2 separate regions of the Homo sapiens genome follow, and region 2 is linked to region 1. A link is a contact called in ENCODE Hi-C or POLR2A ChIA-PET data. All regions are on one chromosome and are shown on one strand. Each heading gives the region's core, a stretch centred on a gene start or an enhancer-like site at or near the end of the contact. The rest is flanking DNA. Distances are from core to core; before and after follow the strand shown.

Region 1 (6,212 bases), core at 1,892-4,391:
AAGCATGGTGAAACCCCATCTCTACTAAAAATACAAAAATTAGCTGGGCGTGGTGGCGGGCGCCTGTAATCCCAACTACTCAGGAGGCTGAGGTAGGAGAATCACTTGAACCCAGGAGGCGGAGGTTACAGTGAGCAGAGATCGTGCCACTGCACTCCAGCCTGGGTGACAGAGAGAGACTCTATCAAAAAAAAAAAGAACAAGGAAGTGGGGAGCCTGGACTGACAATGGCCACCGTCCTTGCTCAACAGGGAGACCAGTGCAGAATGGACCTGACCCTGTAAATGACAGGTGACGACAGGTCACAGTATAAGTCACCATTTTGTCTCTGCATGTTGTGAACTACCAGTGCCCCCTTAACCATGGCAACAGGGTTGATGATGCTCTTAAGCCCTGTAGATTAGAGAACCAGCTGCAGATGAGCTTCCCTGAGGCTCTGTTCTCCTAGAACCACCATCAGTCAGGACCTGATTATCAGTAGGCTGAATAACGACCCCCAAATATATTCAGGTATGCGATGGTCTCAATGTTTGTATCCCCTCTGAAATTCACATACTGAGGCCAAGAGCAGTGGCTCACGCCTGTAATCCCAGCACCTTGGGAGGGCAAGGCAGGAGGATCGCCTGAGCCCAGGAATTCAAGGTCAGCCTGGCTAACATAGTAAGATCCCTATCTCTACAAAAAAATTAGCCAGGCATGGTGGGATGCACCTGAAGTCCCAGACACTTGGGAGGCTGTGGTGGGAAGATTACTTGAGCCTGGGAGGTTGAGGTTGCAGTGATCTGTGACTCCAGCCTGGGCAACAGAGAGAGACCCTGTCTCTAGAAAAAACCCCCAAAATTCATATATGGAAATCCCAACCCCCAAGGTGATGGTATTAGGAGGTGGGACCTGCGGGAGGTGATTGGGTCAAGAGGGCAAAGTACACATGAATAGGATTAGTGCCCTTATAAAACAGGCCATAGAGAGAGCCCTTGCCTCTTCCACTCTGTAAGAACACAGGGAGAAGACCTCCTCTATGAGGAAGCAGGGCCCTTATCAGACAGCGAATCTGCCAGCACCTTGATCTTGAATGTCCCAGGCTTTACTACTGTGAGAAATAAATTTTTTAAACCTCCCAGTTTATGGTATTTTGTTCTAGCAGCCTGAATAGACTAAGACAGCAACCCAATCCCTGGAACCTATAAATGTTATGTTATACAAAAGAAGCGTCTTTGCAGATGTAAATTAATGATTTTTTTTTTTTTTTTTGGAGATGGAGTCTCGCTCTGTCGCCCAGGATGGAGTGCAATGGCACAATCTCAGCTCACAGCAACCTCCACCTCCCAGGTTCCAGCAATTCTCCTGCCTCAGCCTCCCAAGTAGCTGGGATTACAGGCACGCACCACCACACCTGGCTAATTTTGGTATTTTTAGTAGAAACAGGGATTCGTCATGTTGGCCAGGCTGGTCTCGAACTCCTAACCTCAGGTGATCCATCTGTCTCGGCCCACCAAAGTGCTGGGATTACAGGCATGAGCCACCGCGCCTGGCCAAGTTAATGGTTTTGAGATGAGATTATCCTGGACTACCTGGTAAGCCATATATGCTGTCACAAGTGTCCTTATAAATTAGAGGCAGAGGGAGGTTGCACACAGAAGAGGAGAAGGCAAAATCACTCCAGAGGCAGAGATTGGAGTGATGCAGCCACAAGCCAAGGAATGCTGGCAGCCTCCAGAAGCCAGGAGAGGCAATGAATGGCTCCCCCGAGCCTCCAGAAGGCAGGCAGTCCTTCCGCTCCTTTGACTCCAGCCCAGTGAAACTGATTTTAGACTCTGGCCTCCAGAGCAGCAAGAGAATAAATGTGTTTGAAGGCACCAAGTTTGTGGTAATTCGTTACAGCAGCAATGGGAAACTAATAAAGGACTCCAGCAGAGAGGCTGAGCTGACCAGCCCTCCTGGAGCCTGCGTACAGTAACAGGGAAGGTGGCCATGGCCAGTGGCTGGATGAGTGGGATGGTGAGAGGAAGCTGTGAAGTCTATGGAAGGTTTCCAAGAAAATCAGAGTAGGCAAAGGGGGTAAAAAGGGCAGTGTGGTGGCCAGGTGTGGTGGCTCACACCTGCAATCCCAGCACTTTGGGAGACTGCGGTGGGATGATCACTTGAGGCCAGGAGTTTGAGACCAGACTGGGCAACATAGTGAAACCCCATCTCTATTAAAAATTACAATTATAAGTGCTGGGTGTGCACCTATAGTCCCAGCTACTTGGGAGGTTGAATCAGGAGGAATCCCTTGAGCCTAGCAGTTCAAAGTTGCAGTGAGCTATGATCACGCCACTGCACTCCAGCCTGGGCAACAGAGCTAGATCCTATCTCAAAAAATAAAAATAAAAATAAAAAATTAGGAGTTCAAAAAAAGGCAGGGTGGTTAAAGTATTAAAGGCAGTGGTCAGGGGAAGCCTGGCTGGGAAGGCAAGATTTGAGCAAACATTGGAAGGAGGGTAGGGAGTGACCTATGGGGAGGGGCAGCCAAGCAAAGTCCCCGTGGTGGGAACAGAATAATAAGCAGTGGCCAGGCTGGGTGAGCAAGGAGGCTGTGGGAGGCCACAGAGTCAGAGTGGGGCGGGGCAGATCATGTGAGGCCTGGTGGGCCGTAGGGGAGGACTTTGCCCTTTACTCAGGGCAGGATGGCACCCCGGGAGGGTTCTGGGCGGAGGAGTGACACAGGTGTTCACAGTCTCCCTGTGGCTGTGGAACAGATTGCGAGGGTGGGGTGGGAAGGAGCAGGGAGTCTGTGGATGGGAGTGATGGTCCAGATGGAGACAGGGGTGGATGGGGCCAGGGTGGTGGCCATGGTCGGGCGAGAAAGGGCAGGTGCTGTGCAGATTTTGTGCACCTGGAGCTGCCTGGGTTTGCTGAGAGGTTGGGCGTGGGCGTAAGAGATGGACTCAGCCTGGGTACCACAGGATGGAGCTGCCTGGTACTGCCCAGGGCACAGGCCACAGTGAGGCTGCCCGTGCCAGCCCTGTGGGGGCCGTGCTGCCTTCTGGTTCCTGATTGTGAGCCAGGATGCAGCACGGTGTCCTGGATATGGACAGGCTGACGATGACTGTTTCCCACTGTCCCCAGGTGGATGGCAATTTCCCAGCCTCTCCCACAGGCCTTTGTATGGGGACCAAGCAGGGCCGGCGGCACCTGGGCCAGGTGGGGCTGTGGCCAGCTGGGTTAGAGCAAGGCACAGAGGCAGGAATGGATGGGAATGAGGCCCTATGGCCCCTTGGGCGCAGGCGGGAAGCCCCCCAGTACCCTGACTCCTGGAAGGAGGAGGCAAGTGGGCAGAGGGAGGCTCGGAAAAGCCCGGCCTAGGGCAGAAAGGGGTTGAGGTGGTTCTGTGAGCCTAAAGTGGGCCTGGACTCAGAGCACACTAAAATCTGCCACCTCCTCCATCTAAGGCCTCGGCAAGGTCTTTCTGAGCCTCCCTTTGTTCCCCCTAAATGGGATCAAAATGCTCATTGTTGATGAGACTAAATGAAGTCATTTATGAAAATGTTCAGCAGCATCAGTGCTTTACAACCTCACGTGGAACTGGGGCAGGCGGTGTCGCCCGGGGGTTACGAGGGAAATGGTTTCACATCCTTGCTCGGTGCCTGTGGGCTTTTCTGAGCCTCAGTTTCCCCAAAATGAAGCCCTGATTTTCCTATTCCTTCCCCCAGTCCTGCACCATTCCCCTTCCCAATAAATGGCAACATGACTGGAAACCTTGGAGAAATCCAAGTCTGGAAATGCTGGACTTTGCTGTTTCTCTCACACCCACCAGGAGCATCCTTGGACCAGGCAAGTGGGCATCCTACACTGTGTGGCACTTTCCTCTAAGTCCCTCTCCAGCAGCTGGGGCCAGCCAAGCCACAGTGCTCTCAGGGCAGGGTACTCCCAGTTCAGACCAAGACCTGTGTGGGCCTGTCCCGTTTCTCCCCTTTAGGGTGCTCTGCAGAGATCTAGTTCCACCTCCACCAACGACCCCGTGTGCATAGGTTCAGCTGGAAACTACCAGGAACTCTAGGACTCTTGCCCTGTGGCGTGGTCCTGGGGCCCTGTGGCTGGACCCCAGTTCCAGGACTGCTGCCTGGCAAGCACATGGCGCCCCCTGGCGGCCACCAGAATGGTGCTGCCACGAAGCTTCTGGACGTACCCTGGGCACAGGACACATTCAGGACACTGGGTCATCAATGGTCCATGACCACCTCTTAGCGTGGAGCCAGGTAGATGGGTCCATGTATCAACTTTCTTTTTTCTTTTTTTTGAGACAGAGTCTCGCTCTGTCACCCAGGCTGGAGTGCAGTGGCGCGATCTCGGCTCACTGCAACCTCTTCCTCCAGGGTTTAAGCGATTCTCCTGCCTCAGCCTCCCAAGTAGTTGGGATTACAGGTGCTTGCCACCATGCCCAGCTAATTTTTGTGTTTTCAGTAGAGACAGGTTTTTGCCACATTGGCCAGGCTGATCTCAAACTCCTGGCTTCCAGCGATCCACCTGCCTCGACCTCCCAAAGTGCTGGGATTACAGGCATGAGCCAGCATGCCCAGCCAAAATACAGATTATATACACGTAGGATGTCATCTGGTACTTCATATCTAAACGGCCTATCATCTCAGAATTGTACTTTCCCCAGTGTTTAGACTGAGGCTAGTTACTTAGTAAACTTGGATTTACAATAAGGCAATGCCCCTTTATTTTATTTTATTTTATTTATTATTGTTATTTCTTTTGAGACAGAGTCTCACTTTGTTGCCCAGGCTGGAGTGCAGCAGCCTGATCTCCACCCACTGCAACCTCTGCCTCCCGGGCTCAAGCAGTCCTCCTGCCTCAGCCTCCCCCAGTAGCTGGGATCACAGATGTGTGCCACCATGCCCAGCTAATTTTTGTATTTTTCTGTAAAGATAGGATTTTACCATGTTGCCCAGGCTGATCTTGAACTCCTGAGCTCAAGCGATCTGCTTGCCTTGGCCTCCCAAAGTACTGGGATTACAGGCGTGAGCCACCGTCCCTGGCAGGCAATGTCCTTTTAGAAAGGAGCTGTTTTTTTCCCTTGCCATCTGCAAAGATTCCTTTATTTCTCCCACAGAAACTAGTATTCATGGCCTGTAACTCCTGCTGCCAGGAAAAGAGACATCAAGCTCTTGAAGAACTGGCCAGTTTCTTCTCCATAATGGGCAAATTGTGCCTCTCCCCTCCCAGGGTTTTCGAGACCGTGACTCCACAACATGATGGGCACCCGATGCTCTCCGGTCAGCTACAGCTGGGCTCCAGGAGGGACAGACACGTGGTCACTGTATTTGCTTTGCTTATTCTCACAGGTTGCAGGGATATTGAAGGCTAAGACAAGGTCAGTGTTGAAGGACTCTAGGGGCCAGGCACGATGGCTCACGCCTGTAATCCCAGCACTTTGGGAGGCTGAGGCAAGAGGATCGCTTGAGCCCAGGAGTTTGAGATCAGCCTGCGTGACATAGTGAGACCTCAGCTCTAAAAATAAAATTGTAAAAAGTTTTAAAAATCTTGGCTGGGTGTGGTGGCTCATGCCTGTAATCCCAGCACTTTGGGAGGCCGAGGCAGGTGGATCACTTCAGGTCAGGAGTTTGAGACCAGCCTGGCCAACACAGGGAAACGCCATGTCTACTAAAAATACAGAAAAATTAGCCAGGCGTGGTGGCATGCACCTGCAGTCTCAGCTACTCGGGAGGCTGAGGTGAAAGAATTGCTTAAACCTGGGAGGCCAAGGCTTAGGTGAACTGCGATCGCTCCGCCTGGGTGACAGAGTGAAACCCTGTCTAAAAAAAAAAGAAAAAAAAGGCTTTTTGAATGCGGGGATGGTGGCCTAAAGACAGACTTGGGTGGAAGGTGTGTGGTTCTACATTTCCACCAGGAAATTCCAAATATGATCATTTAACATGACCAGAAAAGTTCTTGCTCACATTACTCTGGTTAAAACTTTTTGGGGCCAGGCGCGGTGGCTCACACCTGTAATCCCAGCACTTTGAGAGGCCGAGGCAGGTAGACCATGAGGTCAAGAGTTTGAGACCAATCTGGCCAACATGGTGAAACCCCATCTCTACTAAGAATACAAAATTAGCCGGGCGTGGTGGTGCACGCCTGTAATCCCAGCTACATGGGAGGCTGAGGCAGGAGAATCACTTGAACCTGGGAGGCAGAGGTTGCAGTGAGCCGAGATCACACCACTG
Region 2 (6,212 bases), core at 2,399-4,898, 91 kb before region 1:
GAATAAAGATCTCGCCAGGCACGGTGGCTCACGCCTGTAATCCCAGCACTTTGGGAGGCCGAGGCAGGCGGATCACCTGAGGTCAGGAGTTCGAGACCAGCCTGGCCAACATGGTGAAACCCCGTCTCTACTAAACATACAAAAATTAGCTGGACGTGGTGGCACATGCCTGTAATCCCAGCTACTCGGGAGGCTGAGGCAGAAAAATCGCTCGAACCCGGGAGGCGGAGGCCACAGTGAACCGAGATCACACCACTGTACTCCAGCCTGGGCGACAGAGTGAGACTCCATCTAAAAAAAAAAAAAAAAGAGAGAGAATAGATAAAGATCTCATATGAGAACCTGGTGGGGCTAAGAAAAAAAAAAAGAACAACAGTGAAAACTCAAAACTCAACAGCAAAAAAAAAAAAAAAAAAAAAAAACCCGAAAACAAACAATCCAATAAGAAAATGAGCAGAAGACATGAAGAGACCTTTGACTGAAGAGGATACACAGATGGCAGATAAGCACGTGAAAAGCTAATCAACATCATTACCATTAGAGAAATGCAAATTAAAGCCACAATGAGTTATCACTGCACACTTATTAGAAGAGCTAAAATAAAAAATAGTGACAACACCAAATGCTGGTGAGGATGTGGGGAACCTGCTGCTGGTGATAATATAACATGGTACAGCCACTCTAGAAAATGGTTTTGATGGTTTTCTTAAAACATGCAACCAGCACGCTGCCCAGCAATTGTACCTCTGGGTATTGGCCCCAGAGAAACAAAAACTGACATTCACACGAAACCCTCTTTGTCGAGGTTTATAGTGGCTTTGTCTGTAATAGCCAAAAAATTAGAAAAACCCAGATGTCCTCCAACGGGAAATGGTTAAACAAACGGTGGGGCATCCAGACCACGGAATACTACTCAGTAGTCACTATCAGCACCACAATGCGGATGCACCTCCAGAGAATCATGCTGAGGGGATAAAGTCAATGCAAAAAGGGTGCATACTGGGTGGCTCCATTTACATAACATTCTTGAATTGACAAAATCCTAACAATGGGGGAATAGACAGATGAGTGGTTGCCAGAGGTTAGGGATGGGCAGGGGAAGGGTGTAGCTATGAGAAGGTATTAGGAGGGATCCTTGTGACTGACAATGTCAATGTCAATGACATTGTCATTGACAATTGACAATGACAATTGTCAATTGACAATGACAGTGTCAATGTCAGTTGACACTCTGGTATCTGGTACTACAGTCTCGCAGGTGTTACCATTGGGGAAAACTGGGTAAAGGTGCGCCAGACCTCCTCTCTGTATTATTTCTTTCTTTTCTTTTCTTTTCTCCCTCTCTCCTTCTCTCCTTCCTTCCTTCCCCCCTCTCCCTCCCTCCCTCTCTCCCTTTCTCCCTCTCTCTCTTTCTCTCTTTCTTTTGCAACAGAGCCTTAATTCTGTTGCCCAGGCTGGAGTGCAGTGGTGCCATTAACAGCTCACAGCAGCTTCAACCTCCCAGGCTCAAGTGATCCACCTCGGCCTCCCAAGTAGCTGGGACTCCAGGTGCACAGCATCACAGCCAGATAAGCTTTTCTATTTTGTGAAGAGATGGTGTCTCCCCAGGTTGCCCAGGCTGATCTCGAACTCCTAGGCACAAACGATCCTCCTGCCTTGGCCTCCCCAAATGGGGTGGAATTACAGGCGTGAGCCACTGCGCCTGGCCATTCTGAGTTACTTCTTACAACTGTAGGAGAATCTACAATGATCTCAGAATTTAAAGTTTTCTTAAAAATAGTAATGGTTTATTTAAAATGCCAGACCCTTTCCCAACTTTTAGCCTTTGAACATGCTATTTGCTCTCCTTGGGACAATGTTCCGCAAACTAACCCTGCTCCTCTTTCAGGCCTCAGCTCTGAAGTCTCCTCCTCCAGGAGGCCTTCCTTGATTTCCTAGGCTGGAGCCAGGGCCTCCCACAGTCCTCTGGGTCTTCTCCCATCACAGCTGTCACACTCTGGCCTGTGCTTTCCAAGGTCACTCTGGTTTGTCACTGCCTAGTACCATGTCTGTCTCCCTCACTGTATTATAAGCTCCATGAAGGCAGGACCTCAGCCTGACAGGGCTGGACTCAGAGGAGGCAAAAAGTTACTATCAACAAAAATGAGTGAATGAATGGCAAGCATGACAAAGATACTAACAGCTAAGGCTCATTAAGAGGCTTCCACACACTAGCTTCTACGAAGGCTTTGCATGGATGAAATAACCCTCACACAATTCCATTTTACAAATGGGGAAACTGAGGCCAACAGAGGTGGGGCAGGGGTCAACACATGCCCAGGGCCGTCCAGCTAGAAGGTGGCGGAGCTGGGTGGCAATCCCAGGTCAGCTAGATATAGAGCCTTTGAGAGTAAACTCCCCGCCAGAGGGCCTCTCCAAGAAAGGCTGTGTGAGCCTGGCAAACAGGGCGGGTGAGGGTGGGCAGTGGGCGGGCGCAGGGGGAGGGCAGTATGGGAAGAGAAGAGGCCCTCCTGCCCCAGCTGCTGATCTATGCCCTCCTCCAGAGAAGGCCCCTCCGTGGTGCACACAGGCCCCAGGCGGCACCAGCGCCCCATTACACCTTACATAAGCTCAGGGAGGGCCCCTTCACATCACGGCTGTAACTGGGTCCTATGTGGTGCCCTAGGAAGCCAACGGCGCTCTACCACTTCCACTGGAGGTGGCCGCCTCAAACCCACGTGGAGCAGGGGGCTGCGGGCCTGGGTGAGAGGAGCCCAGAGCGTCCTCCTGGGGCCCCCCCAGGACAGAGCTGCTTTCCTCTGGCCAGGGGTAGGGGTGCCCTGACCCCCGCTGGGAACCATTCCTTCTGGCACAGAGCTTCATTACTCCACCCAGAGAAATCTCAAGAACAAAATATTGAGAGAGTTGCAGCCAAGTGCCGCTGGCCTCGTACCATTTACACGCAGTTTAAAATCCTGCAGAACAATGCGGGACACTGTTTAGGGAAGCAGACGCAGGGCCAGCGACGCCTGGGGCCCTGGGGGAGGCACCTGGGGGCTGCACCCACAGCAAGCATTTCGTCTTTTAGCTGGGCAGCGGGCCTGAGGGTGGTCAGCAGGTGATTCTCTCTTCTCTTGGGGGTGTCTGAAATCTTTCACAATTCACCAAAAAAGAGGAACAATGAAAAGAAAGGGAGGAGAATGTTTTTGTTAGCACTGGGAAGGGCAGGTGAAGGAGAGGGCTTTCAGGGAGCTGGTGATGCCTGTCTTCTTGATCTGGGTGGTAGTTTCATGGCTGTTTGCTTTATAATTATTCATTAAACTGAACATGGAGGTTTTACACACTTTTCTGTACACATGTCAGATTTTACACCACCATGCAGGAAAAACCGGGAGAGCGATCCTGACAACTGAAAGCTTTCTCTGTATTTGCATGTGCCTGCAGTCTCTCCTCATTTCTTTACCGTCTCTCTTTACAATGAGCACAAGTGCACACACACACACACTCACACACATGCACACTTCCCAAAGCTGTTAACTTCCACCATAACCACAGCAGCATCCTCTGGCCCCTTGTAACTCCTGGCCTGTTTCCTGCAAGGAAGACAAAGGCCGGGAAGCAGCCGGCCCCTGAGCCCTCGGACTCATGCCACAACAGCCAGGTCTCTCCACATACCAGGCACTCTCAATCCTGCTCCAATCCCAGTCCCCAGGAAACCCTTCTGGCCTCCAGAACAAACCCAGATCAACAAGTCCCTGCCCTGGGGCACCACAGCTGGTCACCCAGAGTGGAAGGAGTTATTACTGAAGATTTGGGTCAAGCATCCCCCCGGCAGGGACGGCTTCTGGCTGGCTCATCGGTGCCCCGTGCTGGAGACAGGACAGCAGTGAGACCACTACAAAGTGTTACGTGCAGGCTCCATCCTGGTGCAAAAGAAGGCAGCGAGGAGGGTGCCGTTCACACGGTGTGTGAAGCAGGAGAGTGAAGCTCAGAGAGAAGACATGTCAGCCCTCAGTCACACGGCGAGTGTATCAGAACTGGGATTCCGTGGCAAGTCTGACCAGGACCAAAGTCCACTCACTTAACCATATCTATCTATCTATCTATCTATCTATCTAATCTAATCTATCTATCTATCTATCTGTCTGTCTGTCTGTCTGTCTGTCTATCTATCTATCTATCTATCTACCTGAGATAGGGTCTTGCTCGCTCTATCTTATCTATCTATCTATCTATCATCATAGGTTTTGCTCTGTCACCCAGGCTGGAGTGTAGTGGTGCAATCAGAGCTCACTGCAGCCTCCAACTCCTGGGCTCAAGCAATCCTCCCACCTCAGCCTCCTGAGTAGCTAGGACCCCATCATAGCTCACTGCAGCCTCCAACTCCTGGGCTCAAGCAATCCTCCCACCTCAGCCTCCTGAGTAGCTAGGACCACAGGCACATGCCACCACGCCCTTTTACATTTTAAATAATTTTTAAATTATTTTAAAACAATAATTTTAAAAATGTTTTGTAGAGCAGAGGTCTCACTATAGCCCAGGCTGGTCTCAAACTCCTGGGCTCAAGTGATCTGCCCACCTCAGCCTCCCAGAGTGCTGGGATGTGAGCCACTGTGCCCAGTCATTTTCTTTCTTTTATTCATTCATGCACTCAACAATTCTTTTTTTTTTTTTTTTTTTTTTTTTTTTTTTGAGACAGAGTCTTGCTCTGTCACCCAGGCTGGAGTGCATTGGTGTGATCTTGGCTCACTGCAACCTCCGCCTCCTGGGTTCCAGCGATTCTCCTGCCTCAGCCTCCCAAGTAGCTGGGATTACAGGCACCTGCCACCTCGCCAAGCTAATTTTTTTGTATTTTTAGTAGAGACGGGGTTTCACTGTGTTGGCCAGGCTCGTCTCGAACTCCTGACCTCAGGTGATCCACCCACCTTTGCCTCCCAAAGTGCTGGGATTACAGGCGTGAGCCACCACACCCAGCCTTTTTTTTTTTTTTTTTTTAATGCTTCTACCCAGTGAGCAACGACTCCTTAATATGCACTTAGCAGGTGCCAGGCACTGTTCTAGGCACCAGGGACACAGCAGTGAATAAGACAAGAGTCTCTGCTCTCCTGGAGTTGACATTCTAGTGGGAACACAATATACAAGTAAACAAGTGGGAGAAGGGACAGAGAGTGACAAGGTGCTCTTTCAGAGGGCACAGTCAGGGAGGTCTCTAAAGGGGTGGCGTCTGAGCAAAGACGGGATACAGGTGAGGAAGCCATGCAGAGTACCAGGGAACAGCACTGAGGGTGGAGGGCATGGTCAGTGAGGAGGCCCCCAGGACTGGAATCCGAGTGGCTGGAAGGGAGCAGAGAATGGAGCAGCTGAGGTCAAGGAGGTTTATGTTAAAATGCAGAAGTGGAAGGGCAGCTCCCAGAGGCCCAGTCACCACAGCCCAAGGGACGTATGGCCACCATCAGGCTGTCAAGAAGGAAGCAGGTAGAGAGGCTGGGAAAGCCACCCAGGGTGACACAGGCAGCCAAGGGTAGAGCTGGGGTGGGAGACCACTCTGTTCTGAAGGTGTCACCACCACGCGATGCGGAAGGGGTTGCCAGGGTGGGTGGCAGCAGCTCTCAGCTGGAAGCCTGTGGCCCTAGCAAAGCAGGAACCAGAGGCCCACATGTTAATGCCACTGGTTTACTTGAAGCCGGGGCACCCAGCCTATTGCTCCCAGGCCCCGGGGGGTGGGGAAGGGGGGACCCGAGCCTCAGTCCTTTGGTCCCTCCCACCCTACTTCTGCTGGATCTGGGTACCAGCCTTACTAGGAGTGACTTCAGAGTGTTCTTCTCAACCCACTCGCTTTTTTAAAAAAAACTTAATTTTTACTTGAAAACTGAACTTGACAGTCATACAGACATGTAAGTAATTCTGATGCTCATCCAAGCAACCACCTAAGAAAGCGTGCTTGCCAGAAGAAACTGAACCTGCATCAGATCGAGCTTCTAGACCTAAGTCCTAACTTACAGGAAGCACAGAGACAGAGAACACGTGCAATGACACCACAAGGATGTATCAGCTGGCCCCAGACTGCAAAACTCCAGGACAAATGGCCTAGGTCGCCTGTAGAAAAACTACGACAACATGCACGCCAAAGAGCTGATGCCAGTATCTGAGCATGACGGCGCACACCTGTGGTCCCAGCTATTCAGGAGACTGAGGCGGGAGGATTGCTTGAGCAGGGGAGGTCAAGGCTGCAC

Evidence for each region. Hi-C counts contacts between places; a loop is a spot of excess contacts on that map. ChIA-PET counts read pairs that join two places held with the same protein, here RNA polymerase II (POLR2A). Pooled maps may share reads with other maps.
Region 2: a pooled map shows a loop between it and region 1 (7-fold over the local background). The contact joins two enhancer-like sites. A Hi-C loop is called at or near these places in 2 of 50 pooled maps. POLR2A ChIA-PET finds 5 or more read pairs at or near these places in 4 of 52 experiments (CD4-positive, alpha-beta T cell, HCT116, Panc1 and 1 more).

What each region holds. Positions count from the first base shown.
Region 1 is chr19:39,050,345-39,056,556 of GRCh38, reverse strand. No RefSeq gene overlaps it. Among named protein-coding and RNA genes, the nearest start is that of FBXO27, 21 kb to the right of the region's middle. RefSeq lists an enhancer at 4,034-4,083. Within about 2 kb of position 3,141, at least 2 of the 41 ENCODE cell types and tissues checked have a DNase peak (open chromatin) inside an H3K27ac peak, as active enhancers do.
Region 2 is chr19:39,142,052-39,148,263 of GRCh38, reverse strand. The region is part of intron 1 of PAK4 (p21 (RAC1) activated kinase 4); the gene reads right to left. Among named protein-coding and RNA genes, the nearest start is that of PAK4-AS1, 8.6 kb to the right of the region's middle. RefSeq lists enhancers at 2,183-3,177, 3,178-4,174. Within about 2 kb of position 3,648, at least 20 of the 41 ENCODE cell types and tissues checked have a DNase peak (open chromatin) inside an H3K27ac peak, as active enhancers do.